2 separate regions of the Homo sapiens genome follow, and region 1 is linked to region 2. A link is an interaction called in ENCODE POLR2A ChIA-PET data of the cell type or tissue named here. Cell type or tissue: HepG2. All regions are shown on one strand.

What was found. Peaks named below come from ENCODE experiments on the same cell type or tissue, not always from the same donor. Only the 100,000 strongest peaks of a DNase experiment are listed, where the experiment ranks them.
Region 1: POLR2A ChIA-PET joins it to region 2 with 8 read pairs; 1 of 35 experiments calls an interaction of 5 or more read pairs at or near these places.

What each region holds. Positions count from the first base shown.
Region 1 is chr1:42,720,081-42,722,580 of GRCh38, forward strand. No RefSeq gene overlaps it. Among named protein-coding and RNA genes, the nearest start is that of CLDN19, 19 kb to the right of the region's middle. In HepG2, no CTCF peak of the experiment used is centred here; a DNase peak (open chromatin) is centred at 1,011.
Region 2 is chr1:42,314,244-42,316,743 of GRCh38, forward strand. All of the region lies in intron 1 of FOXJ3 (forkhead box J3), which reads right to left. Among named protein-coding and RNA genes, the nearest start is that of FOXJ3, 20 kb to the right of the region's middle. In HepG2, a CTCF peak has its summit at 401; DNase peaks (open chromatin) are centred at 408 and 1,418; H3K4me3 peaks cover 232 bases.

The DNA of each region.
Region 1 (2,500 bases), 410 kb after region 2:
AAATGCTCCCAAGCTGATGGCTGAGTGTGGCAGGGATTCTAAAACAGGCCTTTTCCTGGGAGACATGGGACTGACAGCCGACTATGCCTCAAGGTCTCCCCTGATGCTCATGCCAAGCTTTCCTTAGACTTATGTAGTGATCTAGGATGCTTCCACCCAGCATCCTGGGCCAGGCTGGCATCACTGTGGGATGGCTCTCCCAGCTGCCTCTCCATTTTCTCTCACAAATATTTCCCTAATAAAATTCTTACATATTTAATCCCACTAGGGGGTCTACTGTTTGGAGGACCCAGACTATCATAAAAAGCATCATTTAAAAAGTAGGAAGGTGAGGGCTGGGCATGGTGGCTCACACCTGTAATCCCAGCAATTTGGGAGGCTGGGGCAGGCAGATCACTTGAGGTCAGAAGTTTGAGACCAGCCTGGCCAACATGGTGAAAACCCATCTCTACTAAAAATAGAAAAATTAGCTGGGCGTGGTGGTGCACACCTGTAGTTCCAGCTACTCGGGAGGCTGAGGTAGGAGAATCGCTTGAACCTGGGAGGCAGAGGTTGCAGTGAGCTGAGATGGAGCAACTGCGCTCCAGCCTGGGCGACAAAGCAAGACACTGTCTCAAAAAAAGATAAATAAATAAAAATTAAAAAATAAAAAGAAGGTGAGAGGATTCTGGGAAAATCCTGGATGAGTAGGAAGCAACAGCATTTTGCCCTGCCCCCACAACACGGACAATAAGTACACTGACAATCTGTTTGATGTAATTATTTTGGAGTCTGTTGAAGTCTTGCAACTTCCAGAGGAGGCTTGGATGTGAAATTGCAGTTAATTCCAATCCATTTCAACTCCCAGCTCAGCTGCAGCTACCTATCCCCTTCTCCCCTAACCCCATGGCAGGAAGCTGTGCATGTGTTCCAGGAGGAGCCTGCAAACAGTTTGCAGGAGCCAGGGTGGACAATAAAGACCAAGTCCTCCAAGTATCAGGGAACTGTGTTCTCATCACTGATTAATGTTAATGATTAACTGTGTTCTCATCACTGATCAAGGAGGTGCAGACACAGAGGTGAGCAGCTGCTGTTGTACCTCTCCTGCTATGCAAACCCCTCCCCTCCAGCTGAAGCGGCTTCCAGGGAATTGAAAGGGACTTCTTATAATCTGGGTCCTTCCCCTTTCATTATCTTTTCCCCTCTTGGGATCCAGACATTAAAGACTAAAAACTCAAAAAGCATATACAGGGGAAATTAGAAAGTCACTGCACATCCCAGGGAAGAGTTCAGGGTGCCAAAAGACCTGGAAACACCTGAAGTTAAACCTCATGCTGATCTTTGATATACAGACAGCCAAAAGCAATACAAACAAACCAAAACCAGCAAACCCTGGGCAAGGGGGAGAATCTGATTTCCAGAGTTAACAACATTATTAGACTCAAATGTTCAGTTTTCAATAAAAAAGATCATAAGGATACAAAAAAAATGGGAAAGTTTGAACCATTGAAAGGAAAAAATAAACCAACAAAAACCATCCTTGAGAAAGACCACATAACCGATTTACTAGATAAAGACTTTATAATAACTGTCTTAAAGATGCTCAAAGAACTAAAAGAAATACATGGAGAAAGTCAAGAAAACAAAGTATGAAAAAAATGGAAATATCAAATAGAGATAGAAAACCAAAAAACAGGCTGGGTGCCGTGGCTTACACCTGTAATCCCAGGATTTTGGGAGGCCGAGGCGGGCGGATCAAGTGAGGTCAGCAGTTCAAGACCAGCCTGACCAACATGGAGAAACCCCGTCTCTACTAAAAATACAAAATTAGCCGGGCCTGGTGGTGCATGCCTGTAATCCCAGCTACTTGGGAGGCTGAGGCAGGAGAATCACTTAAACGCAGGAGGCGGAGGTTGTGGTGAGCCAAGATTGCGCCATTGCACTCTAGCCTGAGCAAAAAAGGGCAAAAACTCCATCTCAAAAAAAAAAAAAAAAAATCTGGAGCTGAAAAGTACAATAACTGAAATAAAAAACTGACTAGCATCTGGGCATGTTGGCTCATGCCTGTAATTGGAGCACTTTGAGAGACCAAGGCAGGAGAGTCATGTGAGCCCAGAAGTTTGAGACCAGCCTGGGCAATGGAGAGAGACCTCATCTCTACAGAAAGAAAAAAGAAAAAAAATTGACTAGAGAAATTCAAAGGCAGACTTGAGCAGGCAGAAGAAAAAAAGCAGATAATTTGCAGAGAGGACAGTTATTAAGTCTGAGGAACAGAAAGAAAAAAAACTGAAGAGAAGTGAACAGAGCCCAAGGGACCTATGGGACACCTTCAAGCAAACCACAATAGATAGTGAGAACTCCAGAAGGAGAAGAAAAAGAATCAATGCCACTGCACTCCAGCCTGGGTGACAGAGCGAAGCTCCATCCCCCATTAAAAAAAAAAAAAAAAAAAAAAAAAAAAACAAGAAAAAAAGAAAGAAAAACAAAGGGGCAGAGAAAATATTTGAAGAAATAGCCAAAA
Region 2 (2,500 bases):
ACTCAGAATCTTTTTATTTTTCTGAGACGGAGTTTTCACTCTTGCTGCCCAGGCTGGAGGGCAATGGCGCCAACTCGGCTCACTGCAACCTCTGCCTCCTGGGTTCAACCAATTCTCCTGTCTCAGCCTCTCAAGTAGATAGGATTACAGGCATGCACCACCATGTCTGGCTACTTTTCTGTATTTAGTAGAGGGGGTTTCACCATGTTGGTCAGGCTGGTCTTGAACTGCTGACCTCAGGTGATCCACCTGCCTCGGTTAGGATCCCAAAGTGCTGGGATTACAGGCGTGAGGCACCACGCCCAGCCCTCAGTCTCTTTCTTTTCACTCTCCATCCAGGATTCTACAAGGCAATGATCTGAGTGTGTCTGCTCTGCTGACCCAAACATCCTCTAGGGTGCACTGTCCCACTGACAGATGGGCATGAGGGGCTGCAGAAAGTCAGCCAACTCATTTGGCTCTTAAACCTAAGTCACGTTCTACAATATAGGTTTTATCAAAAACAAAGGCAACTCCTTTGAAAGTTAAACACAGAGTTACCATAAAACCCAGCAATTATAAGCATATACATCTCCAAGAGAATTTAAATGTTCCTACAAAAACATGCACACAAATGATCATTTGCACACAAATGTGCAGCACTACTCATAAAGCCAGTAAGTGAAAATAACCCAAATGTTTGTCAACTAATGAACAGATAAACAAAGTATGGTTTATCTAAGTAACAGCCATAAAATATACAATGCAACTTTATTCAGCCATAAAAAGGAATGAAGTACTTTTACATGCTACCACATAAATGAACCTTGAAAGCCTCATGCTAAGTGAAAACGACACAAAAGACCACATGCTGTATGATTCCATTTATACGAAATGTCCAGAACTGGCAAATCTATAGAAATGAAAAGTAGATTGGTGGTTGCCAGGAGATGGGGGAAGAGAGGAAGATTGCAGATGGGAAGTGACTGCTAGGAGGTTTCTTTTTAGAGTGATGAAAATGGCCTAATTGATAGTGGTAATGGTTGCACAACTTTGTGAATACATTAAAAACTACTGAATTGTACACTTTAAAATGGTGAACTTCACAGTATGTGATTTTTACCTGAATAAAAAGCTAATTTTTTTAAAGGTACTGTCTTGCTTCTTCATCTGTAGGTTCTTATTTCTCAATCAGCTCAAAACTCAGGCAAGGGAAAATGATCTCATACTAAACTGTCCAAACACCAACACCCTTAGTACCTCCAATAAGTTACCATTTACTATCAAATTCTAACTTCTAGTTATCTTTCCAATCTGCTCTAGCTTCAATGCTTTAGTTCCAGTGTTATTCATTTTTCCTCTAGATTACCGTCCTTAAATGACGTCCTGAACCCTAGCCTTGTTGACTGAAAGAACAAACATATATCAGTCTTCTCCCTACCCAGGCAACTGAACAGCAACAGGGAAATCTCACAAAAGAAGGCTAAGGTTCACATTGAAGTCAGGAAATTTCAAAGTCCTCCAAGTCACAAACAAATCTCTGTGGCATCAACTGTAGTTGAACAACTATATTAACTCATTCAGTTACATCCATAATTTATTTACATGGTTTTATTTGGTGCCTACAGCATAAATCTCCAAATCTTTTGAAAACTAATATGTATCAAGAAAGAGTAGAATGACACAACCAGAATGAGTACTAAAAGCCAGGCATTAGCTAATGAGTATGCTGCAATACAAGCTATTTACTGTATTATATTCCATTACCAACAGAAAAGCATGGAATTTCTTTTAACATAAGCAGTATTCAAGTGTACATTAAACTGAGTTACAAACTATCCACATTTAGGAAGCAGCCATCGCAACACACTAACAGTTGTATAATAACATATTATCTGGGGGCATGGAGTGAAATAGAACTAAGTATTTTGAAAAAGCTCTGAATAAGTTCGTTTTGTTTTTAAGAGACAGAGTCTTGCTTTGTTGCCCAGGCTGGAGTACAGTGGCCAGATGATAGCTCACTGCAGCCTCGAACTTCTGAGCTCAAGCAAACCTCTTGCTTCAGCCTTCCTAGTACCTGGGACCACAGGTGCACACCACTGCATTGGGCCTTTTTTTTTTTTTTTTCTGTAGAAACAAGGTCTTGCTGTGTTGTCCAAACTGATGTCAAACTCCTGGCCTCAAATGATCCTCTCACCTCAGCCTCCCAAAGCACTGGGATTACAGGCATGAGTCATCACACCCAGCTCGAAATACTTACGAGCTCTCTCCCCTCTCCCACCTACACAGAAATGCAATGCTTTATAATTTACAAAAAACTTACTACCATTCATGACCTTGTAGCTGAAGACTCAAGACTGGAATCCCAACTATTGACAGTTACTGTGTGACCTTGGATATGTTAACTTCCCTAAGGCTTAATTTCCTCCTTCATAAGAATGGAAAAATGCAGTAAATGCCTCAGTTACTATGACAGTAGCTTGAGTGAAAGCATTAGTGTAACACCAGACAAAGGTAAGAA